2 separate regions of the Homo sapiens genome follow, and region 2 is linked to region 1. A link is a loop called in an ENCODE intact Hi-C map of the cell type or tissue named here. Cell type or tissue: B cell. All regions are shown on one strand. Links, peaks and the distances in the headings refer to the core of each region. The heading gives the core; the rest is flanking DNA. Region 1 overlaps LAMA4 (laminin subunit alpha 4). Region 2 holds the start of LOC124901382 (a long non-coding RNA gene).

What was found. Hi-C counts contacts between places; a loop is a spot of excess contacts. Peaks named below come from ENCODE experiments on the same cell type or tissue, not always from the same donor. Only the 100,000 strongest peaks of a DNase experiment are listed, where the experiment ranks them.
Region 2: a loop joins it to region 1, with 21 times the contacts of the local background. A loop is called at or near these places in 3 of 110 quality-filtered maps.

Annotation. Positions count from the first base shown.
Region 1 is chr6:112,171,319-112,188,314 of GRCh38, forward strand. It overlaps LAMA4 (laminin subunit alpha 4), which reads right to left. Exons shown (of 39, transcript NM_001105206.3): 8 at 16,132-16,283; 9 at 13,919-14,029; 10 at 6,803-6,914; 11 at 3,995-4,162; 12 at 1,293-1,486. Among named protein-coding and RNA genes, the nearest start is that of LAMA4-AS1, 57 kb to the right of the region's middle. In B cell, for the core only: CTCF peaks have their summits at 8,964 (motif pointing right) and 9,166; a DNase peak (open chromatin) is centred at 8,973.
Region 2 is chr6:113,871,970-113,888,965 of GRCh38, forward strand. It overlaps LOC124901382 (a long non-coding RNA gene), which reads left to right and starts at 1,436. Exons shown (of 3, transcript XR_007059716.1): 1 at 1,436-1,854; 2 at 8,805-13,243; 3 at 13,354-13,817. It overlaps MROCKI (MARCKS cis regulating lncRNA promoter of cytokines and inflammation), which reads right to left and starts at 1,378. Exons shown (of 3, transcript NR_038863.2): 1 at 1,025-1,378. In B cell, for the core only: a CTCF peak has its summit at 7,729; a DNase peak (open chromatin) is centred at 7,712.

The DNA of each region.
Region 1 (16,996 bases), core at 5,713-13,712:
AGGAGAAATGAGAGGATTGATAAGCACATGCAGTTGCAGTCAGACTGTGACTAAGGTGAGCTGCTCTGGCAGGGTGGAGAGGATGTTTTGGAAGGACGCAAGAATGGAGGAGAGAGAAGGGGAGACTGTTTTGGTTGAGAAACAATGAAAGCCAGAACTAGAGAAGTTGTAGAGGAATGGAAAAGAAGGAAGAGAGCTAAAACATGTCAGATAGTAAACCTGGGAGGAACCTGCGGTTGACTGGATGTGGAGGAGGGAAAGGGGGACACTTCAAGGGTAAGGAGAGTCCCAGCGACTATCTTAAAACAGTATTTTGTGTTATACTTTTATTGTATAAGATAATCATGCATTCATTTAGCAAAAAAAAAAAAAAAAAGTTATCCCAACCATATTATTCTAAAAAATATTGGCTAGGGGTTTGCTCCCATTAGCAAACAGTGGTGATGAGTGTAATTAACTTTTACGGAAGAAATTTTACAAGGATTCTTAGTGAGGGGTAATGATGGCTGAAAATCAGGCTAGAGAGCCTAGTTTAAGTGGCTTTTGCCAGCCACAATAGTACATAACCGAATTCGTGAATTTGCTCATAATTGGTTTCTATTTGTTCACAGTATTCTTTTCTCCCTAATCTTTTAAAATATGTTTGAACATGCATGTGTCATCCTATCAAAAGATGGCCCCTCTTGATGCTGGCGGCTGTGAATACATGCATTGCTTGAAGCGGACACATGACCACTACCAGTTCTCAGCTTTGTAGGTGTGGGCATGCACGAATTCTGGCCCCATGAGATGACCATCTTTGCAAGCTATGATCACATCTGGGAATCCTCCTCACCTTCCTCTTTGCATTTGCATGGCCTTGGCAATTAGTCTCCTTATCCCTGCAGCTGCTGACCAGCCAGACTGTGAGATTTGCTTATCGTGCCTTTCCAAAAATTATGCATACCCAGAACCCATGGTTTTGAGATGCTTTGGCCTTCTAGTGCTCTCAGTATAAAAAAAGCTATGCATTGCTTACCCACTTGCAAGAATAACAGACCCATACACATGGACACAAGCATCAGAACTACTGCGTTCTTATCAAAGCAAGAACTAGACAATTATCCTAGTTTCAACTTGATTTTAGGAACACACAAGTTAGTAATTTATAGCACCAAAAAACACACCAATATTTTAAAATATAAGTATTTAACTATACCAATATTTTAAAAAAATTTATATCAACAGCCCCTTCTTGGTGTACCATCACACTGCTGATGCTGAAATGCATTGATGGTGAGTGTCCGCTGTACCTCATGGTCCCGCTGCCTGGCTGCTGTGGCCCTGTTCATGTCTTCGGCATCCCTGACATAGTTAAGGGCCTGGTCAAGTGCTTCCTGGAGATCTGACAACTTAGCATTGTAGTCATCCAGCTGCTCCAGGACGACAGGAAACAGAGTGCGGGTCTCATTGTGCAGCCGCTGCCAGCTCTCAGCCTGGCTCAGTACTGGGAAGAAATGGAGATAAAGGCTCAGTGTGGCTTTCTCCTGTTCGCTTCCATTCCTCCCAGCATTTTGCAAAGTTGCAAAATTCTCAGGCCATGCCTTCTTTAGCAATGGAGATTGAAGCTATTGTTCACAAAATTAGCTCCACCTTTTAGATTTGAAGTAAAAAATGCTACTTTTTAGAGTTTGGGAGTCCCTGGATAACTGTCAGTTGAAAGAAGGGTTTGATTAGTTTTCCCACAGAGGTTGTGCTTTTTGTGAAAACCATATCATTATACTATGCTTATTATTATCCAGATTATTAATAATTTTACTGTGTAAAGGGGACTTGGGTATAGTATGGTTTTTACTATTAAAAATAACCAAACTTATCTTGTCGGTAATAAGGCAAAATGATGTTCATACCCACTCATTTTCTGTAGTTTCTCTAGGCAACTGTTTTTAGTTAGCTCCACTGGGTCAAATCCAAACCATGATTTTGGTGGAAAAAAGATTAAATGGCAATGACATGATATTCTTAAACTTTGCATGTGTCTTTTATTCTCTGCTCAAAGGCACATGTGTTGAATATGTTGAATATGTTAATTTCTGTTTTCTTCAGGGAATATTAGCTTGTCTTGTTGAGATTTTCTTCCATCACTGTAAGCAGAACACAAAAGTTCCTGGCTGAGTATAGAAAGTGTTGGAAAATGCATTCTAGGTGGAAGGAGGCCGAGTGGGAGATGTGATTGGTCCCACTTCTCCAGGGAAGTCTTGTTAAATTCCACAGGAGGTGACAAGCTTGGAAACATCTGGCATTGACTGACATCTGAGCTCTAGCCTTTCTGAGTCTGACTCAGAACTGGGGCCTGAGATTCTTCTTTGGTTCTTACTGTTTCTAAGACTTTACATATTTGCCACCATAATAAACCTGTATGTCAGTAATGTCTTTCTACAGTATCCACAATAATTGTTAGCAGAAGTTGATAGTGACAGTTGTAGGAAAACGACCTACTGCCCTTTATCCCTTTTTGTGTCATTAGTCCCTTTGTAATCTAATGAAGCCTTCAGACTGCTTCTTAGAGTGTGTTCTAAAATGCATACAATAAAATATATAGAAATTAAAAGGAGACTAATATATTTAAAAACCAAATGTAATATAATAATGTATATGCTTCTTTACTAATCCCTTAACTAACAAGATCTAAAGGTGGATCTAATAGTTACCATAATTTTGAGTTATTGGTGAATTTAAATAGTGTCATGAGATATCAGCAGCAGCTAAAATATAATATGCAAATCTGTGATTTCTTCCATTGATTGTGTAGATTAAACCAATTGTTTGCAGCTCTTCCAATCAAGAGTGGAGTCTATCTCTCTACTCCTTGAGTCTGGGCTGGTCTTGATCAGTAAAATGGATATGACATTGCTGAGCTCCAAGCCTAGGCTTAAGAGACCGTGTGCTTTTCATTCTTGCTCTCTTAAAGCTGCCGTTATGTGAACAACCTGGACTAGCCTTGTTGAGTTAAGACCCCACATGGAGGGAGAGGCCCAGCCTTCCCGGCCAGCCCCAGACATCTGAGTGAGCTCAACCAATATATGTCACATGGAGCAGAGATGAGCTGTCCAGGTTGAATCCAGCCTGAATTGCCAACCCATGAAAGCATGAGCAATAAATGGTTATTGTTTTAAATGAATACATTTGGGGTGGTTTTTGTTTTGTTTTGTTTTGGGACAGAGTCTCACTCTGTCACCAGGCTGGAGTGCAGTGTGCAATCTTGGCTCACTGCAACCTCCGCCTCCCAGGTTCAAGCGATTCTCCTGCCTCAGCCTCCCTAGTAGCTGGGACTACAGGCACATGCCACCACGCCCAGCTATTTTTTGTATTTTTAGTAGAGATGGGGTTTCACCACACTGGCCAGGCTGGTCTCGAACTCCTGACCTTGTGATCCACCCACCTTGGCCTCCCAAAGTGCTGGGATTACAGGCATGAGCCACCACGCCCGGCCTGGGCCTTGTTATAATAGCAATTGATAACTGATACAGTGATCAAGTGATAGATTCAATAATACTACTGTGATTTGGTGCCTACACTCATTGCTGAAGGAAATGTTAAATTTCCACTGGAGGCTAAAAGATATTAAAGTCATTCATGGTCTTCACAACATGAATGTTTCTGGCCTTGTAGCATTCCTGCCTTCTCAATAAAATTTCTTTAAATGTAGTTCTGGGAATTGGTTTCCTTTAGTCTTCCTTCTACTGTTTTATACGTTTTTCACCAACTGCTATAGATTCCTTGTGGCATCTCAGTTGTTTCTCAGGGGCTCAGAATTGGGCCTGAATCTAAAAATCTTGGTTATAAAGTCAAGTTGTCCTGAATGATTCCCTGTGGCCACATGTAGATTCTAAATAGTTCTGAACACTGGAAATTGGTTGCTTTGATTATATGTTGCCCTAGGTTTAATGTCTGCTATTGGACCCACAAAGAGGGCAAACATGTGCTGGGTCAGCTATGAGAGGAATACACCTACGTTCGTAAGCCTCATCTGCCTCCTCATCCACGAGCTCCCGTTGGGTGAAAAATGGTTGACGGCTTCTAATCTCTTCAAGCATCTTCTGGGCCAACACCAGCTTCTCAGAGATTTCCTTGGGGCTAAGTTCATGCTCTTCCCCATAATAGAGCATCTTGTTGTTGATCTCTGAAAGGAAGAACATGGTGAAACAAGGCAGCAGGGAGAGATGACCAGGCACTAGAAATGCAAGGGAGCAAGGGCTGTGGGCAAAGGGCAGGGCTGATCCTGAAATGGAAAGAGAGACTCATTCAAAAGCAGCGTGCTAGTGTTCATGCTGTGAATCCCAGCGAGCATGGAAGCTCATCATCTATTCCACGAAGGAGAAAGACACGAGGAAACCACTCTTCTCTGCTTCCCATGCGGGGTCTTCAGAATGGGAACTGGCTAATGCAAAGCCTGCTCTGCTCTCATCCTCATCTGGTTTCCACAGTGATTTGAGAATGCTAATATTTAGCGTTAAATATTGTAACTTGATATTCAAGGCATCCAAATCTACAGTCTTTGATCAGCCTTTTATATAACATACTTAACTTGGAGAAAATGCTCAGAGATCACTCCTGTCATGGGTGAGATTATTAATGTGTGGAGTTATTAATTGTATTTTAGACAAAGATTTGATCAAAGCTTTAAGCCCAAATGAGAGCATATTGATAGCTGTCCAAATGAGTCTTTCAAATTATTTCACAGGCTAAATACAAAATGAGGGTTTGTTATAATATGATGTGAGCTTTTGCTCATTGATAGTTATTTTTTGGCAGTTGCTGTTTGCCTTCTAGAGCGTGACTACTCTAGGTCATTTTCACCCCACTTCCATAAGTCAGGTGGAGAATTTTAGAACTGGAGGGACCACTGAGGCTCAAAGGGATTAGGTGACCTGTCTAAATATTAGCAGACTGAAATACGTCTTTGAATCCCTCATTCCTACTACATATGATGAGAAGGAAGGTATGTAATTGTCACCTTGTTCTACTGCAGCTCCAAGAGGAAGCATTTTATCTTGCTGGCATAAATGAAATTGCGTGTCTGTGGTTTACTATGATCTATGTGGTTGACCAGACAAGATGGGTAAACAAACATTGGTGTCACATAAATCATACCAGGATAAGGGGTTGTATTTTATGTGGATAATAGCTTGAAGGTCGCCAGCGGTTATTTTAGAGATGGTTGGGAATAAGGAATGACATGTAATTGGTGTCTTACAGCATTCCAGAATTATATAAAGGGATTAAACATCCACTCCTCAAGTAAAGTCTAAAATATTAACCTGCGAAATAAACTAAATGTAAATATTTTTTCCTCAGCTCTAGCACTTGTGATGCTGAATTCTCTGGCATTTTGGTGCAAGTCTTATATTTATAATTTTGGCCTGTTTTAGTTTAGCTACTTGCAGTATAGATTAGAAAAGGGAAATACAGACAATAGTATTTTTGCCTTTGGTTTTTGGAGACGATTCACACATTATTTTAAAAATTTAAAAGCTGTTAGAAGTTATTGTTTCCCATTTACATTTCCTTTGCATTTTTTCATCTTTTCCCATGCTTAAAGGATCAAATAAGAGGGTTCAGATCCTTTGCAAATGAAACACTTTTGAATCAAAACATGGGTTATAATAGCAAAGGTGAATTATTTTCTCTGAATGGCTTACTAGGGTCCTGGCATTTGCTGCCTAAAGAGGCATTTATTTCTTAGTTGGATAAGGTCATGTTATCTTCTAGGTTCAATCTCACTTTTTGAACAAATCAATAGTAACTCTAAAATGCTATAGAAAAAGAATATTTTGTCAGGAAACTCAAAAATATGAGCCATGAGAGAGTATGTGAGTGAGGAGTGTTTGGATTGCATGTCATTTGCTTTTATTGTTTATAATAGACATCAAAGGAAACATGACAAATGATTAATCTTGCTTTTATGTATCCCTTTGCATGCAATATGCCCCAGTATAAAGACATGAATCTTCCACTGTGGGTCCCTTTATCGCTACTGTGCCCTGGGATGCACTTGGTGTTGTCATCCAGCCCTTAATATATAGTATAATAAAAACTATGGAAATGCAGATACTGGATCTTAGCAAACTCTCACCCAAGGAAATCTTCTTTATCCTATAACAGATGAAATCTGCTGTTTTCTGCTGGTAAATTGAAGGCCAACTATTAGTGCACTATTAAAATAGTCTTCAAGATTATCCTGCATGTATTGCAAGTGAGAGCACAAATTAAGCAAACCTCCAAGAGGGAAGGTACAATCATTCACAATGCTTTAGGACAAAGAAATCTCCCACAGCCCCGCTCCTTCCTTTTCTTCTGGGTTGGGGCCCAAGCATGTTGCCTGATTGGCCTTTGGGAAAGCCCATCATAGAAAGAGCTTGTGATGATTTGGGTCAACTGATAGTTTACTGGCATTCTAAAAGCAATGTTTTCTCTGCAAATAACTGAGAAAAATCTGTGACTCCTACTCAACTCTTGCATTTTAGAGACACCACAGCATGCAATCTCCTCTGTCAGAAGGTTATTCTGTGAAATGCCTAAAAAGGGAATGATTTTATACATTGATTATTGAACATCAACAGATAGTAAGTAGGGATGAGTGCTCAGAAATTCCAGATAAACAAACTTGAAATGAAGACCTTATACAAGTTTAAACCTATAATACTGTACCAACAAGTTCCTGGCACACAGCAAACACTTAACAGTAGCCATTATGCCTACTGATGTTAATAACATAAGTGTTTCCTTGATATTAAACTGAACCAGAAGAGAATATATTTACCTTGGATTTTATCCCTCATATCATGGGCTTGCTCTACCAGCTGACTTGCGTGGTTAATGGTGTCCATGCTTTCCTTCTGAACAAGTTGTCCTTTTCTGGAGGCTTGATTTTCCTACAAATAATCCGTATAAAGGCTAGATTAAATGTATGAGAAAAGAATGTTGTATAAGCACAGATAGGGGTGGGTGGGCATAATGTATTTCCTAAACGTAAATCTTCCTGGCATGTGAAAGTTCTATAACACATGAAATCATCCCAAAAATAATGCATGAAAGGTAATGTGATGGCCAGTTTTACTTTTAAAAAATTTTTTAATTTTTCCGTAAGTTATTGGGGTATAGGTGGTATTTGGTTACATGAGTAAGTTCTTTAGTGGTGATTTGTTAGACTTTGGTGCACCCATCACCCGAGCAGTATACACTGCACCATATTTGTAGTCTTTTATCCCTCCCCACTCCACTCTTCCCTGCAAGTCCCCAAAGTCCATTGTATCATTCTTATGCCTCTGCGTCCTCATAGCTTAGCTCCCACGTATCAGTTAGGACATACAATGTTTGGTTTTCCATTCCTAAGTTACTTCACTTGATGGCCAGTTTTAGAATGACAGAATGCTATAAAATCTGGTGCTATTCCTATATCATCAGTCACAGTTCAGTCCCAACCAACTGCCTTTCATATGTAATTTATTCTTCAAATTTTTACTGTATCTCAAGTTGCTGGACTAGAAAATTGCCCATGTCTGCTTATCATTTTGACATTGTGCTGACTGAAGAGCTTAAAGTTTCAAAGAGAAAATTGTTGAAAAAATAGGCAGACCTTGAAATGCACCATGCTTCCAGTGGCTCCTGGGTGGTCCAACCACTGCTGAAATTGAATTACCACAGAGATTTCAAGGATTATTCTCACTGGCCTAACATGCTGTTTTCAGTGCTTCATTCCAAATTCCCATCAACATTGATGGCACTTGTGTACAAATAACTGCTCAAGCAGATTTGGCTCAGCGTGAATGGAGCTCTTCTCCGAGAAGCTGATTCCATTCTCTCAACTTGGGAGATTCTGTTTCAGAGATCTCACACAGTATTTGTCAAAAATAATGCCCAACTCAAATGTGGCCTCTGAAGAAAGGGTTTGTGTGGGCGTCTGTGTGTATGTGTGTGTTTTTGTGTGCGTGGTGAAGGACAGAATGTGATCTAAGAGCACAGAAATGATTCAAGGCTAGGACACCACCCTGTATGCACAGCATGGGCGACATGTACTTACTTTTGGGATTTGAAGGACTGATCTATGGGTTATATTTAAGAGGAAGAGAAGTTCTTTAGTCTGGCATTTGGTCGAATGCCCACTTGCCTTGTCTGTTGCTTTTTTGGCTCAGCTCTTTAAAAACTGCTACAATACGTGAAGGAGCTGTGGGGTGATCTGCCACACAGAGCGCTGGTAGACCCATTATACAGAGTTTCCTGAGGATAGGGAAGTGGTTGTTTTAAACTTCTCTCCTTTCATCCAGTATTCTACCCAGAGGATTATGCCATGATTTTACCGGGAACGTTTTTACACTCTCCAGGAATAACCCAAGCAAGTGGCCCTCTCAGATGGTCAAGGAAGAGAATGCAGAAATGGTATTATAACAAACACATGCCCAGAGGCTTTTTATTGGAGAAGGGTAATCCCCTCCCTACAGAGCAAGGCTCCTGTAGTCACAGAGCCCACTGTGCAGCGGCAATGTGGTCATCAGTCCCTTCATAAACTGTGGGCTCTCTGAATGGACACTGTCTTCTGAGTCATTATACTCCTTCCTGCAATTCCAGTCTTCTTCTTGGCTTGTTCCAGTGCTTTCCAGAAAAACAGTATTTGTGGTCATTTTAAAATTAAATATGCAGAAACTATAATAAATCTTAATATTACTCCTCCCTGCTTTTAAAAAATACGGACACAAGCATTTAAAATTTTAGAATTTTTAATGAGTTGATCTTTGATCCAGTTTAAGTTATATTTGCAAAGCACAACACCCCTAGTTTTTACTTTGGCTTGATACTTCAGAGTAAAGCTCTATTGTTATTCCTATGTCATTAAACTTATTATTTTTTGATATGGAAACTTCAGTTGAAGTGATGAGAGACAGCTGAAAAATGTCATGCCTATAAGAAAACCTCTTCTTTTTGACAAACGCCAGAGGGCGCTAAGATACAGGTAGATAGAGATATATAGCTATTGATATACTGTATATATGACTGGATCAGTGGCAAAGAGGAACATCTATTCCTTTACATTGTAAGATGACTGAATTGAACCTATAGTGATGGCTTATATGAATGTTTATTTTTCCTGTAACTTTGCCTGTGGAAGGAAAATAATGATATAGGCACGTGGGAAAACAGGTGCGCCTCGGTTTAAGAAAAGCTGAAATTAAAAAATTACCTTGTAACTGTAAACTAGTTGGTGGTTTACATTACAAATGTATTAGTCATTTGCTCATCTCAACAGAAAATTCTTCTTGTACATATTTGACATAAAAGTGGCAAGGATGTCTTGGTAATATAGTACATAAAAGGTAGATGACGTGAGGATGATAACCAATATCTAGGGTGATCATATATTTTATGGTTCAACCTGGGGCATTTTTGCACATGAAAGGGAGAACTTTTAGTAATTATTCTGGGACACAAGCATAAACAGCAACAGTCCTGGACAAACCAATAGTAGGAATATTGGTGTGCTACTTCAGAATTTGTACAGTAATATCTACTTCTGCCTACCTCCTAAACATTAATGACCCTAAATTCCTTTCCAGCCCTGATTACCCTCTGAATTGCAGATTCACATCTCTATCTGCCCTCTGTGCCATCACAGATATTTCACTTTTAAAATGTCCAGAGTAATCCATTCGTGTTCGTAGTCTTAGTCATCCACGTCTCAGGATGGAGCTTCTCTCTTTGCCATTTCTCACCTCCAACTGGTCACCAAGTCTGTTTCATTCCACCTGCCACTCTGGCCTCTCTTCCTCTTTTCCATGACCACAGTCTCAGTTCATCCTTGTTCTGTGCAAATTCTTTTCAAATGAAGGCAAGACAGCAACCCACTGCTCTCTTCTCTAGACCACTGTGGCGGTCTCCTAAGCAGTGCCCCTATTGTCAGTCTTCACTGGCTAGTCTATCATCCACACTGCAGAGGGACGTTTCTAAAGTGCAAATCTAATCAGCTCATTGTTCTGGGTAAATACCTGAATGACTTCCAGAGTCCACAGGCTGAAGTCCCCATGTTCACGAGCGTGTTTGGGAAGGTTCTTCACAATTGGGCCTCTGACAGCTTCTTCAGCATTATCTCCTCCTCTCTCTGCCTTACAATGAATCTTCCACAAGGCCACAGTTCCAGTCCCAAGAACTTAGCACGCTGCTTCACATCTATCTGTTCTCATAGTACTTACCCCTTGCTTGGGAGTATCTGATAAACTCCTACTCATTCTCAATATACAGGCCAATACTCACCTTCTCTGAGAAGCCTTTCCTAGTGTACCCATGCCAAAATATTTCACTATTTCTTCCTTAGAGTTACCGTTTAGCCTGTACCATGTTTCTCTTATTAAATGCTGTATCATAATTATGTTTTTACTTATCTGTTTCCCTGCTAGACTGAAGCATCTTGAAAACAGGGCCTTATTATATTTCAGGATACCTAGCACCTAGCACACTAACTGTCACAGGCCGGGCGCGGTGGCTCACGCCTGTAATTCCAGCACTTTGGGAGGCCGAGGCGGGTGGATCACGAGGTCAGGAATTTGAGACCAACCTGACCAACATGGTGAAGCCCCATCTCTACTAAAAATACAAAAAGTAGCCGGACGTGGTGGCACATGCCTGTAATCCCAGCTACTCAGGAGGCTGAGGCAGGAGAATTGCTTGAACCCAGGAGGCAGAGGTTGCAGTGAGCCGAGATTGCGCCACTGCACACCAGCCTAGATGACAGAGCGAGACTCTGTCTGAAAATAAATAAATAAATAAATAAATAAATAAATAAATATTATATACAGATGTTCAATAATGCTTCTGGAATAGAAATGTAAACAGTTATCCCTCAGCATCCATGGGAGATTGGTTCCAGGACCCCACAGATACCAAAATTCATGGTTGTTCAAGTTTCTTACATAGAATGGTGTAGTATTTGCAATACTATAACCTATGCACATCCCCCTATATATATTATATCTAAATTACCTCTAATACCTAATGCAATGCCTATACATCACTTCGTTCATATGGATTCAAAGTAATACTCAGCATATGGTAAATTTGTATTTTGCGTTTTGGAACTTTGTGGAATTTTTCCAAATATTTTTAAGCCATGATTGAATCTATGAATACAGAGGGCCAACTGTACTTAATTTTCTCCTGCCTTTTTGGCAGGACCAGAGATGAGGTTCAGATGCTTTTGATGCTTGGAGATAGCCTACTTTCCTTTTAGTCCTGTGGGTCTCTCTGCATGAGTTGTCATTCAGGTAGCTTCTGCTGTGGTTCAAGGAGTAGAAGTGGAGGAGATGGTGCAGTACCTCCTGAGCCGCCCTTGGAGACTGTGCTTTGTAACTCTGGGCTCTGCAGTGGACCTTCAAGATCCAGATGGTGAGGGGCAGCACTGAGATTGGGAGAGGGCCACATCTCACCTCTGCTTGTAGCCCAGTGACACTCTGACCTTGAGCACAGTGGCTCTGGGAACATGGAAAAGTAGAATCTTGGCACGATCTTTGGAATTTTCATTGCAGACAAGATCAGCAGCACCAAAGGGAGCATCTTTTGAGCACTGGGTATTTATGAACACAGATGGATGGGCATCCTTTAGGGGAATCCCAGACATAAGTGGTGGGAAAGGGCTGTAGGACTTCCCAGTAGAAGGCTGGAGAATTTAGAAAGGGAAGTTCAGACAAAACCCGTAGCTAGGTGGATGTAACTTGTGAGATTTGGGTCACATGAAATCCATGTGGCAGGTAATTTGCAAAAAGTGGTATTACTTATCAAGTTCAAGGGGCAATATTACTGATTTTTATACACAATGAACTCCTTTACTCTATTTAAAGCCAAATATTAGTTACTTTCTTGATAGAAGGCTTTCTAAGACACAGCTTTCCTTAAATCTAAGAATCAGTCATGGACTTTTCTAGAGCAAGGGCTTGAAGAATGCTTAAAAAGTCATTAAGACCAGCCCTGGGCATTTGTTTTGAAATGTTTCAGCAGGTTTTTGCACCATCAGGACTGTGGTCAGAACATTATATTCAATAAAAATAGATGGAAACAGCTGGGTGAAAGTTCCTAGTAGCTTTATCATCAACCTCCTGTGTTGGTGGTCTGCCCTTCTTGTCCGGGAGCCTTTTCTACTGTGATGTTAACTTTCAAGCGTACATTATTTCCTCTCCACGAAAGCCTGCATTTAGCTTACATTAGAAGTGGGGAAATTGTACAACAAAAGGATCAGGAATTCTGCCTGGGCTGTGGGAGGAGCTAATCTTGGTGAAAACATTTCCTCAGATGTTTTCTTGAAAATTCTTTCCTCAAGAAAGAATTAAGGCTGGGCGTGGTGGTTCATGCCTGTAATCCTAGCACTTTGGGAGGCTGAGGTGAGCTGATCACCTGAGGTCAAGAGTTTGAGACCAGCCTGGCTAACATGGTGAAACTCTGTCTTTACTAAAAATACAAAAATTAGCCAGGCGTGGTGGTGTGTGCCTGTAATCCCAGCTACCCAGGAGGCTGAGGCAGGAGAATCACTGGAACCCGGGAGGCGGAGGCTGCAGTGAGCCGAGATCACGCCACTGCACTCCAGCCTGGGCAACAAAGCGAGACTCCATCTCAAAAAAAAAAAAAAAAAAAGAAAAAAGAATTAAGATAGTTTTAGCAAGTTTCAACCATATCTGATACCAACATGAAGTAACAATGAGTTTCCACAAATATTTATTTCTTGGTATTTCCTTTACTATTTAAGAGATTTCACTGCTCTTCAAGCACTAGTGGTTGGATTAATATGTGCCATTGCCGGGAACTAGGGACACAATTTTCATGATAATCTCTTAAAGGGTTTGGGGTCCAAGGTCAAAAGAGAATACTATTGTTATTTTATTTTTTTAAAATTTTTGTTGATCATGAGAATTGTTTATAATGTCAACTACCAGTTTTGGAAAGCGGCAATTCTGAAGTACTCTGGCCAGTACTGGTGGAATATCATTAGAAAAAAAAAAAAAAACTGTGTTAAACATTCTAATATGCTAAATATGGTGCCTCGTGACTTAGTTTGTAAAATTAGTATAGCACATGGATGGATGTTTTTCCATTAGGCTGTTGCGGAGTGCGTTGAATAGCCTTTCACATTGACTCTGCTCATGTTTTAATGTTTTTCCTGTTAATTCCTGACAGCTTTTACAAGTTGTATTTTTCTCAATATTTTTCTCTGTCTAGTTGTCTTTTTTGTTTATTTAGTTGTTTTATTGGATATTTGAAATTTTATCTTGTCAAATCTATCTTTTTATTGAAATTCTTTATGTTGTATTTAAGTGTTCTGTTATTCCCTTTGAAGATTTAATAAGTAGTTTGTTCTATTTTCTTGTGGATTTGAGATTTATACTCAACTCTTTAAACGGGCTAATTTATTTTAGTCTGTGGTATAAAGTGATGGTTGAAAGTGGTTTTTTCCCTGCCAAAGAGCGAAATTGCTTTCTCAGGACAATTCCCTTTCTTTCCATTTATCATTTAATGTATACTTTAACCAATATTTAAATTTTATATTCTATATAATAAATTTTAATTCTGGATGCTCTGTAGCTCTTAGTCATAAGATGCCTTGGCAAACACCTGAATGACCATCCTAATTAAACAAATCAACCGTATCAACCCACCGCAAATACACAGAAAATTCTCCACAAACATAGCTTTTCAAGAAAAACAATCAAAACGAGAGGAGACGGTAGAGACTGAGTATGTTAACTTTCTCCACAGGTCTGGTCTTGATTTATTTTAAGGCACATGGGTCACTGCATTTTTTCTGGGCTGTGTTAAGCCTCAGTCGTTTGTGACCAGCCAGCCTCACATCAGCTAAATCCTTTCTTTGAAGGCTGTCCCAGAAACTGAATACATACATACGTACCTTTTCAACTAATTCCTCTACGTCAGACAGAAGGCTTTTCATCGTGTTCTCAGCATTGTTGATTTGTATCTTTCTTAGGGCGTATTGGTTTTCTCTTTCTGACAATTTTGTCTGCAGAAGAATGTGTTTTGAGAATAGTCAATGGGCACACCAGGTTTTAAAAAATGTACATAAAACTCTTTCAGTGTAAGAGGACTCAGAGTAGAGTGTGAGGCTCTTTTCTCAAAATAGTGGGGTCCGCAGGCTGCTGCAGCCTGATATGAAGGGTGGGGTCTGCAGAGGGGACTGAGGCCCTTAGGGGCTAAAATTCTGCAAGCTCCACTCACTAGACCAGGGATGCTGGTCAGGGGCTGGGTTGACCATGGGGAAAGGGCTCCTTTTTCTAATTTGTACAAAGGTACAATATAGGCTGGTGGTGGCCCTGGGTGTCTGAGCTTTAGAATTTTAATTTTGTTAGGTCTGGAAGAACTGACCAACCCATCAGTATTGATGTAAATGGAGTATAGAAATTAACTTTCCTCATTTTAATGCAAGTCTCTTTATTTCAGACCCCTGGCTTTCTCCTTTTTCATTTTCGAGGAGTTGGGTCTAAATGCGGCTTTACTGAGATTACTTGGGAGTGAGCCCTTCAATCTTGACACTGACTTCCTGTCTGCCATAATGATTCCTGTCTTGAAGTTGTGCCTTTGAGGAAAGAGAATCTGAGTGGTTTCAGGAGGCCTGGATCTGGGTGACTCCCCTGGGGGGTAGTGTCTTCATGTGTTCCAACAGGTAATTTTGGACAAGAACAATTTCAAAGTTTAGAATAAAATTCACACCAAGATTCTATCCAGGCTACAATACAATTTTTGTTTTTGCTTACACTTTACATATTTGGCCAACTGCTATGGATATCATTTGCACCTCCAAAAAGCAATGAGTACTTAGTATGCCAGGTACTGTTCTAACTTCTGTACATATATCAATTCACTGAATTCTCTCAACAGCTCATGAGATAGAGGCAATAATTATTCAGGAAACTGAGGAATTATAGAGGTTAAATAACTTACCTACGGTCACACAGCTAGTGGGTGTCAGAGCTGGGATTTGAATACAAGCAACCTAGTTTCAACGTCCATGCTCTCAATCATTTTCCTAAATTGACTAACAAAGCAAAACAATGTGCTGGTATTGAATTCCATTTTCCCTCAGCTAATGATTATTATTTTAAAAATATCCTTTTGTTGTGATAGAAGCCCATGATTTAGTGGGAAAGAAAACTTGTAAATCTTAGCTATACAAGGACCTTTATATAGTCATCCCTTGGTAGTTGTGGGAGATTGGTCCCAGGACCCCGTGGGGATGCTCCAGTTCCTGATACAAAATGGCCTAGTATTTGCAGATAATGTATGCACATCCTCCAGAATACTTTAAATCATCTCTAGATTACTTATAATACCACTTATAATACTAACACAATGTCAATGCTGTGTAAATAGTTGTTACACTGTATTTTTCTTTTTTAATTGTTGCATTATTTTTTATTGTTTTTATAAAATATATTTTCTATCTGTGATTGGTTGAATCTGAGGATGTGGAACCTGTGGATATGGAGGGCCAACTGTATTACTGTTTTTGTTTTTTAATCTGTTGGCTGCTTTTAACTTGTTTACTAGGTATTAACCAGTAGAGCTATGAGGAGAAACAAGGTGTGTGTGAATGTCTGCGTTTGACTGTGAGTATGAGAAAATGAGAGAGAATGTGTGTAAATAAGAAGGAAAGGTGGGTGGGTGGTGGGGTGAGGAGAGACAGAGAAGAAGAAGGATGCTTCTAGACAAACTCAAAACCTTGCAAATTAAGGCTAAGGAAATGGTAGCCTTGCAGTACCTTTTGTGGTAATGACTTAAACAAGTAATGTATGGCTGCGCCAAGGAAATAAGTGTTTCTCTTTCCTCAGTAGTTTTGGGCATAGATACTAGTCTTTTAGTCATTTCATTTCCCATATAACCTCTTTTGTAGACAGTAGTTCTTGTTTTGGCCCAAGCTCATAGTTACAATCAACTTTTCATAATTTCCTATGAAATTACTTATGTTTTCTATGTTAGACCTACAGGTCTAACAACCTGTAATACAGGTATGAGACTCAGATACAAAAAGGGGTAGAAGGAATTACTAGCTGCGGGCCTGTGAAGCCAGGATGAAAACAGAGTGGAAAGTAGAACATTCCTGCGTACTTTGAGGAGGTAGATGGTGGCGTTGATTTCATTCACGTGCCTATGAGCGGCGGCCCCAGAGGATACGCTCAGCACCCCGGATTTGCCTTCCTCGATGGAGAGCGCTGCTAACCGCAGGTCATCAGTCAGGTCCCAGACGCACTTATCACAGCCTGGAGGTGAAACATTTCTTCAGAATCACAAGTCAAAAGCATGCTAAAGGCAGGCCGTTTTAGCAGAACATAAATCTCTATTTCCTTGGTTAATACCATTTTTATTTTTGTCTCATGAAGAGCTGTAATTCTATTCTTGTCAGGCTTTAGTATCTTGCTTGGCATTAGCTAGTGAAGATGGCTATTGGCTAGACGCTCCTCCTCTCCTATTAGCTTTTCTCAGTATTCAGGGGCTAGCACCAGCCTTCTCCCCACCCCAGGGAGGGCACAGCTCCTCCTCACAGCCCCACTTCCTGGCAGGATGAACACTTCAGCACCGGGAGGTCTGAGGTTATCGCTGCGAGAGTCGCTTCCTGACATCTGATGAGGGTACCAAAGTTCAGGCTGAACGTGGGCACATGGGGAGGCAGGTCCCAGTTCCTCATCACTTCTCACTTTTCACATTTGAGTTCCTCTGACCACTGTCATCACCTCCAGAACCCAGGGCCCTCCTGTGACACACTCACAAGGATGGCACTCTGTGTTTCAGAACTGCCTTGATCACCTTTTGCAACGTGCCTGTTCCCGATCTCTTTCCCTCAGATGGTGCTCTCTTCTAGAGACGTGATAAAGGGAGACTGGCGTGTTAATGGTTGTTAATATGTTAATTTGTTATTTGAAGTTTAACATGGTTTTACTTATAAGCTCTCTCAAGGGAATGATTCCCAGCCAGT
Region 2 (16,996 bases), core at 3,342-11,341, 1.7 Mb after region 1:
GAAGTTTTTTGTGTGTCTTTAACTTGTTTTTTTCCACTGATTAATCTTTCATAGTATGTAGTTATAATGGTAACCATCACGTACATCTGACCTACAATAAAGAAGAAAATGGACAGAAAAAAGATTATTAACTTTTCTTCCTTTTTTGTTCTTCTGTAGGTCTCATTCCTGTCAGTTAGACTTGAGGTCATGCTATTTCCTGTTGGGGTCACGAGGATGAATTAGTGATTAGACACTTAGGTGCTGGACTCAAAGGGACCTGGCTCCATCACATGCAAACTTTTTGTAAAAGAAGGTACATTGTTTTATAATGTGCGTTTTTGGTTGAATATTAAACTAAAACTTGAGAGCAATCTAGCTCAGGTAGACACTGGTGTCCTGAAATCATTTGCAATACATTTAAACTAAGATATACTAGATAAAGATATTAAAACAAAAGAAAAGGTTTAGATTTTATTCCATATTTCATTTATATTTTTACCAAACACCTATTGAATATCTAATATGTTCTAGGGAATGGACTTGGATCTAGAAACTTAAGAGTGAATGTGCAAATGCCTAGAATCTGTTCTGGTAAGAAATTCACTTCAGTAAAAAACAATACTAATATTATCAATAATAATCCATAATGTGATTTTTTAAAGCCAACTCATTTAATCTATTATATCTATATAATAGATTAGATTATAATCTAGACTGTATAATCTATAGTCTAGATTATAGACATTTAATAAAAACAAATTGAATTTTGTAAAAAAAGTACTTAATATACCTAGTAAAGTTTTATATGCCAAGTTTGTATTTTAATAATATTTTTATTTTAATAAATATCAGGAAGAAATAAACATAAAACATAGGAAGTGCATGTTCAGGTTATCTATTGTCATATTACAAACCACCTGAAAACTCAGTCGTATAAAACAACAATTATTTTTAAATTTTTGAACAGCTTTATATATAATTGACATATAATAAACTGCACATTTTAAAGTGCACACTTTGATAAGCATACATAGGTACACACCTGTGAAACCATCGCCAAAATCAAGATCATGACCGTATCCACAAATTTCATGATTCTGTAGGTCAAGGATTAGAGCAGCCATAAGCAGAGAGTTTGTCCCTGATACACGATGTTTTTGGCCACAGCTGTAGTTGTTTGGATAGCTGGGGGCTCCTGGGATGGCTAGAGTGGGATCATATGCCTGGAGTCTTCATTCTTCTCCATTGGATGTTTGCTGGGATGAGAAGGTCCAAGATAGTCCTTTGATAATGTGTCGTGGTGCCTGGGCTGGGATGGCTGAAACACAGGAGACCTAGCAGAAATTCTCTATACTCACCGCCATCTCCGGATAGTCAGACTTCTCACTCGGCAGCTGGCTTCCCCCAGGTCCGAAGTTCAAGAGACTTTCAAAAGACAGGAAGTGAAAGCTGCCAGTCTCTTTCAGCCTGAGCCCGAGACACTGGCACAGTTTTACTTCCACTATGCTTTATTGGTCAAAGCAGTCTCTGAGCCCACCCAGATTCTGGGAAAGAAGGACATTGACACCACCTCTTGATGAGATAATGTCAAAGAATTTTGACCATCTTTAAAGCACCACAACGCATGTTGGATATTCTATATTCCTGAGTGAAAGAAGACTTCAATTTGGTCACATGAACAAACTATTTCTGTGTTTTACAAGGGCAATAGTAGGGAAAGGAGGTGGTAGTAATATCAGAATTTCCATCAACTCTTCTGTCTTCGTTGCTGTTTATCAAGTAATGTTCTTCAAACAAACTGGAGTTGCTATGCCTTGATATGGTATAAATGAGTGTGTTTTGGATACAAATACACATGGTAAAGGTAATATGGTAAATACCATTGTTTATTTATATTATTTATATTATATTTATATTGTTTATTTATATTAATGGTATACTTTAGCCAAGTAAGTTTTTATCAAGATTCCAAAATATTATTGAGACATAATCAATTCAGTAAAAAACTATTTGAGATGGACACATCGGATTCTAGTGATGTTACTCCCCCAGGGTCTTACCCTATTGGGAATCTATTGTATAACTCACATATAACTGTACCTTTGGCCAGGCGTGTTGGCTCACGCCTGTAATCCCAGCACTTTGAGAGGCTGAGGTGGGTGGATCAATGGGTCAGGAGATCAAGACCATCCTGGCCAACATGGTGAAATCCCATCTTTACAAAAATTAGCTGGGTGTGGTGGCACACGCCTGTAATCCCAGCTACTCGGAAGGCTGAAGCAGGAGAATCGCTTGAACCCAGGAGGTGGAGATTACAGTGAGCCAAGATCGTGCCATTGCACTCCAGCCTGGTGACAGAACAAGACTTTGTCTAAAAAACAAACAAACAACTGTACCTTTATAAAAATTCCATCTTTTAAAAGTCTATAAATGGATCTGTTACATTTTAACAAACTACTAGAGGTAATTTCAAATAGATCACTTCAAATTTTCTGAATAAATATAATCTGTTGTGAGGATAGCATCTTGAAGAAATGTTATCAAGCCGTGGTAAAAATATATCTTTCCTTATATGTTCAACCACCATGTGAAATGTGTGAATCTAGCATAAAATGCAGTAAAAAAAAATTTTTTTTAAGTCAGTGAAATAAACTAAGTAAATTTTTCAAGAGAATGTTTTTATTGTGATCTTTTGAGTAGCACAAGGGAAACACAAAGTATAAATACGGTTTTTATACATGGAAAGGGGACACGTGACTCATTTAAGAGGAGCTAAATAATTATTAACAATTGTTTGTATTATTTAAATATTTGTTCAATGGCAGTGGCTACTACTTGTAAAGAAAGAGATACCCCATATCATCCTTTTGGATTCCACTTAACCATAAATAGTCATCTTGGTGGCCCAGTGGCCCTTGTTTCATAAATTTCTCACTGTACCACCATCCTAAAACATCTCTTCTGGCTAAAGCACACAGGAATGCAAAGAAGGAAGATAGACTCTTTATGAGTGCACATGTCCTTGCATACCTGTATTTCTATATCAGGGAGATCACAAAGAACCATTAAAAATGTAAGCCATTTGGAACACTAGAGCTAGAGGAGTGGCCAGATGGTAAAGATCTTGATCATATAGTACATCTGAAGGTGATGTATAGGGGCAGGAAGTATCTGCCACAGAACAGAGTTTAAGGCAGCGACATTCCTTGGGAGAGAAGTGGCAGCACTAAAAACAAGCAGTGAAAGCACCACATTTCCTTTGTTTTGGGTATCTTATACCTTTGGTTACTGAATGCTAAAGTCAAATCTCACGTCTGTTTCTTTAAGAAGCTCATGTCAAGATTTTTATTATTATTTTTTATTTTTTACAAGGTTATATCATTTCCATGGAGTTGGGGGATCACGTAACCAAGGTGAAAAGCAATTAAAATTAATTATTGTGATAGAGGTTAAGCTAGGTTAAAATACCTACCCAACCATCAACATTCCAGACTTCTAATGGAGATCTGTGTGTGCAGGGTGGTAAATAAGGGTTTGGCGTGTGGGGTATTAATTAATTAGCATCAGAAGAGAGAGAAGTCACACATGGTAGACAGTAAATATAGCTGGAGAAAAAAGACTCAAAAATATTTCTGTATTGCTGAGCCTTAAGTTCTAGAGTTTCAAACATGCTTGTTCAAAATGTAGCTTCTTTGTTCGTGGTCAACAAATTCCTCCCAGATGATGTCAGAAAGAGTGCCTTTATCTTTGGAACCCAGTGCAGGCCTAAAGTTTATTTCATATGGTATCAATACTTACTGAGAGTGTTTTATATATGATCCATTGTGCTAGGTTTTCAGGACACAGCCATGAAAAAGACAGGTTTCCTGCCCTTGAGAAGCACACAGGCAATAGGCAAGATTTTAAACATAATTAAATATAACAGAAAATGACCTAAAAAAGGAAATTCATATCTCAGAGAAGATTTAAGTGTTAAAAGATACAACAAAATTTAAATGTGAAGAAAAAGTGTTAGAAGAATCCAAGGCAGAATTTCTAACTATCAAAGTAGTTAAAATTTTGATAAATTTGACAACATAAAAGTAAAAAGTTATGCATGGCAAATAATACTCTAAGTAAAGCCAAAAGAAAAATGACAAACTGAGAAAAAATGTTTGCCACTCATAAATCAATGATTAAACTCCCTAAAGAGTTTTTATAAATCAATTTTTTAAAAAACCAACATCCCAGTAGAACCCAAGCAAAGAACATAGACTATTTAGAAAAAAGAAAATACAAATGGCTCTTAAATATATTAAAATATGATCAATGTTATTTTAAAAATGGAAATACAAATTAAAATTATACCATTTTCTACCAATTAGATTAGCAAAAATCAGAAAGTTTAATAACATAGTATTAGTCAAGGTGTAGGAGAATAGTGACTTCATATATTACTGCTGGAAGTGTGTAGGTTAGTGAAATCTCCCAGATAACCATTTTGTAATATCTATCAAAACTGTAAGTGCATATTCTCTTATATCCGGAAATTCTAATTTTAGGAACTCATCCCACAGATACAATCACACATGAAAAGTGACATATTTACATCATTATTAATTACAACATTGTTTATAATAGCAAAAGAGGAGAAACAACCTGAATGTCCATCAGTAGAGGTTGGGTCAAATAAAACAACATATACCCACATGACGGATTACTATGTGTTTTGGTTATCTATTGATAGTCACAAACTACCCAAAACATAGTGGCTTAAAACAATAACAATTATTTATTTTCTCTCACAATTCCATGGGTGACTGGGCTTAGTTGAGAAGTTCTGTTCTGTGTGATGTCCACTAGGGTCATCACAGGGTCATCTGGAGAGTTAAATCAGCTGGAATATCCAAGATGGCTCCCTCACATGCCTGTTAGTTGGTGCTGGCTGTTGGACGGGAAATCAGCATGGATTGTTGAACTGGAGGGTTTTAGCATTAGCTTTCTTCCATGTGGCCTCTCTTCATAGCTTGGGCTTCTTCCAGCATGGTGGCTAGCTTCCAACAGAGAGTTTTCTCAGGACATAAAGTTGTAGATATCTTAAGATCTCAAAAGCTGTAGATCTCAGAAATTATACAGCATCACTGCTACCTCATTCTATAGAGAAAAATAAGTTTCAGAGCCAGCCCAGATACAACGGGAGAAAAGTGGACTCTACCTCTTAATTAGAGAAGTGGCCAGGAATTTGTGGCAGTCTCTAATCTATACTATGTATCTATAAAATAGAAAGAGGTAATACTTTATGTATGGATTTGGAATCATTTCTAGTACCTATTGTTAAGTGATGGGTGTATATCAGTACAGTATAGTGATACGTACATAATATAATATACTATGTATGTATGCAAAAAGTATGGGCACAGGGGAAGATGCAAGATTAATTACTTACATATTACATTAATATCTTTAGAAAATACACAAGAAACTGTGTAGTTAAGCACAAGAGTGTAAGAATGGTCACTAATTTATCTTTGTGCCTGGTGAAGTTTGAATAATATGAATGTATTACCTTATTTTAAAAGTTAAACTCTAAAAATTATAACAAGTATTATAGGCTACATTTCCTGAACTAAAAATTAAGAGATATTTGGTAGAAAGCAGGAAATTTGAAATACATTCCTAAAATATCTATCATTTTGATAGTGATTATATTCACAATGTGACTGACAGAGGAAGAGAATGATCCAGGGTGGCCACAACAAAGGGATGGCTTTTGAGCTAGGTCTTGAAGAGTGAAATGATGACCTATAAATATTGGCAAGTTGCAGTAAGAAGACTGAAAAGGATCGAACCTGATGGTTTTCTTTTTTTTCTTTTCTTTTTTTTTTCTTTGAGAGAGAGTCTTGCTGTGTCGCCCAGGCTGGAGTACAGTGGTGTGATCTCAGCTCACTACAACCTCTGCCTCCCAGGTTCAAGCAATTCTCCTGCCTCAGCCTCCTGAGTAACTGGGACTACAGGAGAGTGCCACCACCCCAGGCTAATTTTTGTATTTTTAGTATAGATGGGGTTTCACCATGTTGGCCAGGCTGGTCTTGAACTCCTGACCTCAGGTGATCCACCTGCCTCAGCCTCCCAAAGTGCTAAAATTATAGGCATGAGCCATTGCATGTAGCCTCTATTTTTTATGTGAAAGAAGAGGCAAAGTTATCTCTGAAATATGATTTTTTGAGAATAAAGAGGAAGACTTGAAGAGAATGAAAAAGGTTAACAGCATTTCCATAGGAAATGAATTTAAAAAGTAAGAACAAGTAGAATAGCCAGGTCAAAAAATACATGAATTTGCCACACTGTCATCAACACAGCGATGAGATTTTTGTCTGCCTACTCAGTTACAGAGGAAACAGATCGTGAACTGACACAGGGTTGAGGATGAACAGCACAGGTGTGGGAGGAGGATGAAGGAATGTGAAAGGACACTGATGTGAGAGATGTTAAAAGCCATTGACCATGCAGTCCTGCATGGAAACCCAGAAGAAACAGGAGACAATGGAAACTCAGCAGCACCCATACAGACTCAGAGATGGTAATGGGAGAGGAGGTAGTGAAGTTAGATGAACAGAAAATAATTTGATTATTGGTTTGAAGTTGAAGATTTCAAACATGAAACAATTCTGGGTGAAGATACAACCTAGACTAGAATGACTGACCATGGAGTTCTGCTTCTAATACTGGCTGTTGGAAAGCTATTGATGCTGTTTTATTTGGAGACATTACTTTTTGACTGAAAAATATAAATTGGATAGGCACCCTTAAAAACCTGGGGCATAGTTCTAGTGATCATATTTTATAAACCCAAATTAAAGCAGATGGCTTAGCAATAGCCCCTACATTTTGGTAATTTGTTGATGTATTTATATGAAAAGACAAAATAATATGTAACATATAACAATATATTGGTTCTATGTCAGAAAACTCAGGAACCACAGTTTCTGTAGCCATTATAGCAGTAACTTTTAGAATGACAAATAACAATGAGGCAAAAAATTAAATACTTCCAAACATGCTTAAAATACAACAATTTTGAGTTAGACTGTAAACTTCTTGAGAGAAGAGACCATTTATGAACTCCTGTGTTTCAATACTCCTTTTGCACAATTGTTCCCTTCATCACTACCAATATTTAGGACAGTATGGGCCAACAGTAAGAGATAAATAATACTTCTTGTTTAAATTCTTGGTTGGTGATTTTATCTATCTCTTTTGGGGAGGTGCATTCCAGCTAGAATAACTTAATTTTTTTATCCCCCAGAAGGATGGGTGTATTCTTTCTTGTTCTACTGCTAGTTTAAAGAACAGGCGACTTCCCTGCTCAGATTCCAAATTCCTTAGGAAAACAAGAAGCGACAACAAAACCACACCAGTAACTTCCACTCACATGTCAGTTTTAAAACAACTTGGGAAAGGTCAGTCTATTTGACTTCCTTCTATTGTTGAATTTACCCAGTTCCTGATTATATTACAGTCAGGTGGTGATTTTTAAAGGATATTCCTTTATCTGTTTCAGTTTTCTAAGCGACATAAATTAACCAGGAGCTTTCTTTTCACACTGAATACTGTTTGTCTTGGGAAAAGATTAGCTGTGATTTAAAATTTTTTTAAAAAACCTGTTCTCTTTAGCTCTTGCCTTTGCAAGCACACCGATAGCACTGGAGTGGGAACCCGTTGAAGAGATAGGTAGAAGGGAGCCAAGGAAAGCTCACCAGTGACACGAAGAGGTCACTGGTGTGTACTGTATCTCAATTTCACTGCCAAGGACACTCCTTAGTGGATTAAGCACTAAATTTAGACTTACTGAAATTATAGTCTTAGCCTTCAAACTAGGATTTCAGTTTGTTTTGATTTCTATTATCTCAAAGTTATTAGGTTTGTCCCAATTATCTGAAAACACACATTTATACTATGCAGTGGCTGAGTATAATGTGTAGAAAATTGTTCCTTAGGAAATCTTTTTAGTCTATCTTATGAACAATTCAGAATAATATATTATTTTTATATTTATCATTTTATTGATTGTTATTTTACTTTTCAGTTACCAATGCTACTCTAAATTTTCTATGGTTTTCTATATAATCTCTATATAATCTCCATATTTTTAGTACATTACATTTTTTTACCTTTATTATTATTATTTTTATCTCCCACTTGGCTTGGCTGCTTTAGTACATTTTTAAATGCTGCACAGACAATATCTGATAGTTAAAGTAGAATTCAATGTTTTCTTTTTTTTTAACTTTTAACTTCTGGGGTACAAGTGCAGCTTTGTTACATAGGTAAACTTGTATCCTGGGGGTTTTGTTGTTGAGATTATTTCATCACCCAGGTATTAAGCATAGTACCCATTAGTTATTTTTCCTGATCCTTTTCCTCCTCCCTCTCTCCACCCTTTCAAAGGCCCATGTGTCTTGTTGCCCTCTGTGTGTCCATGTGTTCTCATCATTTAGCTCCCACTTATAAGTGAGAATATGTGGTATTTGGTTTTCTGTTCCTGCATTAGTTTGCTGTGAATAATGGCCTTTAGCTCCATCTCTGTCTCTGCAAAAGGATACAAACTCCTTCTTTTTTATGGCCATATAGTATTCCTTGGTGTATATATACCATATTTTCAACATGAAAAAGGGGTGGAATATCAAAATCATCATTTGAAAAAAGAAATCCACAAAACTGGGTGGGAGTGGTCTGGGAGGAGATTGTGCTGGATGAGGAGATGTGTTTAGAGCATAACTTACTTTCTTTCTTTCTTTGTTTCTTTGTCTCTCTTTCTCTTTCTTTCATTTTTTTTTTTTCAGACAGAGTCTCTGCTTGCTCTGTCACCCAGTTTGGAGGGCAGTGGCACGATCGTGGATAACTGCAGCCTCGACCTCCCAAGCTGAAGCAGTCCTACCACCTCAGCCTGCCAAGTAACTGGGATTACAGGTGCACACCCCCATTCCTGGCTTTCTTTGTTTTTTCTGGTATAGATGAGGTGTTGCTGTGTTCCCCAGATGGTCTCAAACTCCTAGGCACAAGTGATCTTCCCGCCTTAGCCTCCCAAATTGTTGGGATTACAGATGTGAGCTGCTACGCCAGGCCTAGAGCATAAATTCTCAGATTACTTGAATGTGTTTCATGGGTAAACCTGCTTTTAGACTTCAATAATACTACTTACCAGAATAATGTTCCAGAGGCAATTTAGTATATGTTGGTCATCAGTGTTTAGGAATTGGGTAACCAAACCAGCAAGCTTAAAGTAACGGACAAGGAGTGCAGAGCAATGGTTATGAGCACACATTCTGCTTTGGGGAATTTGCGCAACGTGACCTTGGGCAATTTACCTAGCCTCTCTCTGCCTCAAGTTCCTCACCTGTAAAAGGAGGATAACAGAACTACCTCTTAAGATTGCTGTGAGGATTCATGAGGTAATAATATATGTATCACACGATATTGTGAACATTAATCCTGGCACATAGTAAACACTCAGACATCAACGTGAATACTCTGCCCAGTTTTTAAGTTGGTGTAGACTCCAGATGAACCATAAAACTGGTGGAAGTTTTAAAATAATGCCCATTTCTAGAGGTGGAAAAAAATAGCAAGATCAAAGAGCCCTGGCCTCTATGAAGGGATTGTGAAAGAGGAGAGAGATAATTAAGCATTTGGTTTGTACCAAGGAGGAAACACGTTTAATTTATAGCAGGAAAGGCTTAGTTTCAAGTTGGTAGACTTCCTGGCACATTGCGCTGTAAGATACTATTGAGCTGAAAATTGCAAAGAAAGGAGAACTTACTCAATGTCAGTCAAGATGGCATTAGTAAACTTGGAAGCTTCCCTGCATCTTTTTTGGATATGAAGTATAATGATTTGACATAAATATACTACTGCCTAAAACAAAAGAGCTGGATTCTACCACTATTAGAGTCACTTAACAGGGAGAATCACTTCACCCTGGGTCTCCTGATAGCAATTCAGTAACTAAGTTCCCTTGGTTGAGTTCCAAGACCAGTAATTCTTATAAGGAGGTTCACTCTAGAGCAAATAGTGTTTATGGTGATGTTTAAGCCTTACCCACATTCAATTTGAATTACAATGGAAAGTAAAAGTATTTGACATCTAATAATCCATTTACATTTGTTAGTGATCTCAATTTAAATCACCGTGCCTATGGCCTGACAGATGAGTTACTAGATTTTGATTTTCCTGAGGTTTATAATGTTTTAAAACTCATTAACATTTTAAATATTTACTATCTCATTTTATTACATAAAGCAGCACACAAACAAACTGAAAATTATTTCTAAACCAAATTTAATCCAGAACAGTTATTAAAACAATATATGTTAAAAAATGACATTTTAAAAAGCAAATGTGAAGAAGATACAGAGAAATACTGGAGTATCCATTGTCAGAATGATTTAATTTCAGTTCAAAGGGATTTGAAGATCAGTTAATTTGTCCATCCTTCGTCATGTTATACACAGGCTGCCTCTTTGCATGTTCCTTGAAGTTGTGCAGGACAGAGCCTGTGTGGCCTCGCCCAGTGCCCTGGTGATAGATGGGAAAATGGACTTAAATGCACTTGCCCCAGGCTTCTTAAAATGTTTGATTTCTTGTTGACTTCTTGGGTGCTTTCCAAACTCCACAGTGTTGAAATAAAAGTTGACCTGCTAAATCTAAATTCACATTCTATACCAGGACATGTTGTCTGGTTAAAATGAGAACCTTGGAGGATATTATATTAAGTGAAATAATCCAGGCATAGAGAGACAAATACTGCATGTTCTCACTCATTTATGGAAGGCAAAAAAGTTGACCTCATGGAAGTAGAGAGTAGAATAGTGGCTCCTAGAGGCTGGGAAAGTTGTGTGTGTTAGGGGTGGGGTGGTAGGGAGCTAGCCAGAGGTTGATTAGCAAATACTAAGTTACTGCTAGATAGGAGGAATAAATCTTAGTGTTCTATGGCACTATAGAATGACTATAACTAACAAAAATTTACTTTCAATTTTTGTGAATAATTTATATTCAAAACCTACAAGAGTGGATTTTGAATGCTCCCAACACAAAGAAATAAAGTTTTGAGGTGATGAATTTGCTATTTACCCTGATTCGATCCCTACACAGTGTGTAGGTGTGTCAAAATATCACATGGTACCCCATAAGTATGTACAATTATTATGTCAATTAAAAATAAAAGGAAATAATCACTAGTGAAGACAAAACTGATTTAAATCTTAAAAACTTTATGCTCTCCAAATATCTAAATGCTTTCAAAACAGAATTTCAAAATGCATCCAGAGGAAGGACATAGAATAGAGTAGAAAAAATAGTGCATAGCTGTTTGGATAGCAATAGCAGTAAACCTGTTTTTTTAAAAAATGAACAGTTCCCTTGAGGTAGAAAGTAGGTAGGAGCACGTGGAAGAAGCTCAGGCCTGGAGCCATTTGGTGGCATCAACCTCTGGTGATTTGAGAGCTGCTCTGCCACCTGCGGTGCTCTCAGCAGTTCCTGTCTCATTGTCTTAATTTTATGGGATCCTGGTTTAGGTAACCTCACAGAAGCAACGATTCTTTGAGGAATCTATAAAATGTAACTTAGAGAAGTCATTGAGCGATAGCTGAAGGAGACACTGGGGAAAATTGAGAATGTGAGCAACAGCAAGCAGAGGTAGCACTAAGATATTTATTTTTGCATTTGCGGAAATGCATCTAACTTATATGTTATGTAACTTGTATCCTTTGGACTTCAAAATGCATTGAAATATATGCAAATAGAAACTTTTAACCTCTTTTTCTTTTCTGTCCTGGTGAATTATTTGTACCATGGTCATTGTGATACAATTTCTGACATTTATCCACCATGAAGGGCAAGAAATATCATATACTTCTTTGGCATTCCTTACATGTACAGCATTATGATGGGGGTAGGACAGAGTTTTATTACATTTGTCTCATATTATTAAGGTAAAGGAAAGGGAGAGATGAATCCCTAGTTTTCTAGGTTCCTGTTTATTGTCCCAAATATACCATGTATGTGTTTTTTCATTTGTCAAAGCTTATCAATTGAGTGTGAAACTCTATTTTCATTCATAGTCCACAAAGACTTACTCTAAATTGCAACCTATTGCAGTGGAAAACAAACAAAGAAAAACAAAAACAGGCTGGCTGGCACTGAAAGTGCTGGCAGGCTGAAGCAGTAATCTGTTGGTAATTTTATAAGATTTCTTTGCTGATTACTATTTGGGCAGTGTCCACATCACTGATGAGTTCACACACTCACAGCTGTTCTAGGAGCAAGACAACATCTCCAAAAACAGACAAGGATTATTCTGACCATTTAAAAAGCTGGTTCCTGCTAATAGTATTGTTGATGATCTTCTACGAGAATTTCAATTAAATGAAAATCAAATGCCAGCTCTCAGAGGCCATATGGTGTCATGAAGGAAAAGCCGCACACCCATAGTCAAGGAGCCCTGGTTCCTGCCCTGGCATTGCCAACAACTAACTGAGAAAGACAGTGATCAGCTCATGCATGCACAGACCTAGGCAAAGATCTTTAGAATCAGAGAGAAAGGACCTGCTGCTGTGGTAACCCAAAGAAACTGAGGAAAAGCTTATATTAGACTGAGAAGAAGAACAGACACATCTGAGAGGACAGAAAGGAAGGATTGGGCTCGAAGAGAAAACTGCAGAGAACACCTCCAAGTGCGGAAACAATAACTCATTAGTGCCTATAGAATGCCAAGCACTTTTTAAAAATAACTCATTAATATTTTTATTGGAACATGTAATGAATCGATCACCATCCTTTCAAATTTCATGCATTGACATCACTCAGCAGTTGCCGCATTGCAATGCCAAAGGGCCAAGCACTTTCATCTAGTATTTCTAATAGATAAAACAAACTTCCACCAGAATGTGTAATTGCGGTTGTTGAGGAAACTGAGATTCAGAGAGGTTGAATTCTTGGAGACACACAGCTGCTGCATGGCACCCCTCCTCTTACTGGAGATTTGGGCAAAGCTTTCAGATGATTCAAGCTCTCCTGAGTGAAGGGAGCCTATCGACTATGAAGATTCTCATTCTGTGTAGTCTGAAATGTTCTCACTTGACGGTAAAATGCTTCCTATTCTTTACATAGCTTGCACTGAGAAGAGAGCTACCAAAAAGAAGGAAGGAAGAGAGGAAGAAGAGGAGGAATCTGAGAGAAGAAAGTAAAGAAGAAAGGAAAAGGTAGAAAGAAAATAAACTAAAAGGTAAGAAATAAAGGGAAGAACTAGTGGGGCCAAGAGAATAAAAGGAATCTGAATAAAGATTCTATTTTCTGAAGAGTAATAAAATACCTTTCACTATGTCCTGACCCCAGGTACAGGGGCCTGTTTTCTCCAGATGTAATAACTGCTTCAAAGGAAGCTTCAGACCAGGAGCAAGTAACTTTGCCAAGTCAAGGAACTGCAAAATGGACACTCCACACTACAGAAAGCATTTATTTTGAAGAATTAGATCTATTTTCTTCATTTGCCTGGTAAATTCAGGCTAGTTTTCACCATAATATTATTATAACTTTTATACAAGATCTGCTATAAAATTTTATGTAAACTAAGTGTTTAATAATAGGGACCCACAGAACAATTCTAGGATGTTAAATTCTTTTCAGAGAGGAAAGCTAAGCGTGGCCATTGTACATGTGTGTTTAATGATCTTCTGTGCTTGCTATTATAATTATATCACAGTCATTAGTTTACTCACAAAGACTTGCAAATACGATATATGAATATAGAATATATTACTATTATAATAATTTTTTCTTGAGACAAAGTACTGCTTTGTCACCCAGGCTGGAGTGCAGTTGCACGATCTCAGCTCACAGCATTCTCTGCCTCCCAGGTTCAACGGATTCTCCTGCCTCAGCTTCCCAAGTAGCTGGGATTATAGGCATGCACCACCACACCTGGCTAATTTTTTTGCATTTTTCATAGAGACAAGGTTTCACCATGTTGTCCAGGCTGGTCTCGAACTCCTGGCTTCAAGTGATCTGCCCGCCTCAGCCTCCCAGAATGCTGGGATTACAGGTGGAAGCCACTGTGCCCAGCAACAATTATAATAATTTTAACAACTAACTTGAATTAAACCCATTATTTCTTAGCATAGCCTTCTCCAATCAAATTAAAACTGCACCCCTAACACTGTCCCCTATACCTATTACTTTTTTAATAGACTAATTGCCACTCTAAAATTTTACCTTACATATTGTTGTTGGTCTCCTTTCAGAAAATATAAACTGTCTGGGGCCAGAGTTGCTCTGTTTTGTTCCCTGCTGTATCTCCAGGACCTGGCTCAGGGCCTGCATGAAATAGGTGCTAGTAACTAGTCATCGAATGAATTCATGAACAAATGATGAGTGAATACGTGAGCAAATGAATGTCATGTTCCAAGAACTACAGTTTTACTTACCTATGTTTTTTAGCGGATTGTCACATCATTCTAAGGTAGGAAGTCATCTTTAGAATGACTGAGTTACTTGCCCAAAGTCTCACAGGTATTAAATATCAGGGCATGATCCAGGCCTTCTGATTCCAAAGCCCTTCAACAACTATGCTATGAAATAATAGTTCTTGTGTGTGTGTGTGTGTGTGTGTGTGTGTCTGTGTGTGTGTGTGCACATGCATGCATTTAGATTGCCTGCAGTTAGATCGCCCTAAACTTACTGATTAAATAAAAAAAAACACTCAGTTATATGCAATCAAAAGATGATGACAAGACAAAATGGAACAGTTAAAAGATAAAAATAAATGTTTAGCTTTCTTTAGTTACTGCTAAAAAGAGAATTGCTTGTGGGAGTGGGAGAAAAAAACAAAACAGTGAAATTCTCCTTTTTCACATTTTTTCATACCATGGTGCACACATAATTCAATTTACCATTTTCCCTTAAATAAACTAAATATGTAAAAATACTCTTTTTCCAATGTGCAACATAGCATATCTTGTCATCGTATAGTATCAGTATTAGTTCATCATGCTCTTCAGGGTAAGAAAAGTCTTGATTTTTTTTTTTTTTTTTTTTTTTTTTGAGACCGTGTCTCGCTCTGTCACCCAGGCTGGAGTGCAGTGGTGCAATCTCGGCTCACTGCAACATCCACCTCCTGGGTTCAAGTGATTCTCCTGCCTCAGCATCCCAAGTAGCTGGGACTACAGGCATGTGCCACCACGCCCAGCTAATTTTTTGTATTTTTAGTAGAGACAGGGTTTCACCATGTTAGCCAGGATGGTCTCGATCTCATGACCTCATGATCGATCCACCCACTTCATCCTCCCGAAGAGCTAGGATTATAGGCGTGAGCCACTGCTCCTGGCCTTGATTTTCATTTCTTACCTAGACCATCTGTTTTCAACTCTCTACTCTTGACTCCATTCAAAGTAGGGATGCACCATAAATATGTCCACTTTGCGGTCTGAGAAGGTGTCAGGTGTTCCTGAGCAATACACTGGTGGTCTCAGAATAGAAAAGTTGAACTAGTGAGGTGTAAAACATAGTATGTTTGAGTATGGTGGTGATGTCAATAGGATAGTTATTTAAATTTTACTTTTCTTTTTCCAGTCTCTTAAGTTAAATTTAAACAGTTAATGTATGAATTCTGCCTGAAATTAGGGGAAACATTATGGCCTCATTCAGAGCCAGGAGAACTGGATTCACATTCCAATTCTGCCACTTGTTTGCTCTGTGACTTTGGACAAATGGGAATTTATTTCCTCAGCTGGGAAGTGAAATAATCATGCCTGCCCTGGCTGCTTCTGTGAGTGGAAGATCATAATTGGAGTGCATGAAAGACTTTGTAAACTGTTAAGTGCTCTATAAACGTTAGCATTTTACTCAATAAATTTTTATCACACATTCGATGGAATAAGGAAAGAGAATTGAAATAATACAGTTTTTCTTCATTGCCTTAGATTATAATTCAGATATAATACAGTTCATTACATTTCATAGTTGTGGCTATTTCAGTAAATTTATTTGTCAAACTCTATATTAAATAAAATAAATTTATTATATTTTATCTATGGGAAAGTCATTTGATTTGCATAAAAATTTTCTAAGATGTATTTTTATTCATTTCTCTTCTTATACTTTTGTTGCGTGGATAATATATTCAAATGATTCAAATACTTAAAATTTAAAAAATATGCAACAGAAAGTATACTTCCCGTCTTTGCCCCACAATAGCCTAGGTCCTATGCCCTCTCCAGTAGATAATCTGTATTTGAGTGTCTTAAATATAATTTTGGACTGGTTTTATGTGCACATGTAAGATTAAGATCTGTTTTGCAGTAACATGGGTTCCTTTAGGCTTAGGGTATTGGGAGGGGAGGCGGGAGCTAACTCTTCTAGGCAACAACGAGTCCACACACTGGTTCAGTGGTAGAGCCAGATTTGAACTAAATCTGTTTGTTTCCAAAGCTGGTATCTGGTCCATTGTGTCAGACTGAAGAGGTATGGAGTTAGAGGTCAAAGAAAAATTAAGTGAGGGGAGGAGGTGAGTGATAAGGGGAGCAGGAAGAAGGCAGGCATTGCATATTTGGCTCTACCCAGAGAAAGGGTCCCAGTCCAGGAACATCAGGAGGTGAGCCACAAATGATGTGTGCTCAACTGCAGACAGGTGCCCAGCCTCACCTCAAACTGGGGAACTATATGCCTTGCAATCTAGGAGCTCAGAGGCTTTTCCTAGTAAGTCACTATGAGTCATGATTAAGATCAAAGGTAGCAGGGTAGACTGAGCCCATAGGGCCACATTCATTCATCTGAGAGGCAGGAGAGCAGGTAGAGCTTCAGTTTTTCTTCCAAGTGAAACCCAGAAGTGCATCTGACTTTTTTCTCCTGCATGGACCAAGCCTGGAGAAAGATCAGTAAGTAACCTTCAAAGGTGAATCTTCCTCTTCTAAGATTGCATTTTTAAAGAGGCTACCAAGGGATGAATACCCTGACAAGTGCAGAAATGGCCTTCAGACATGCA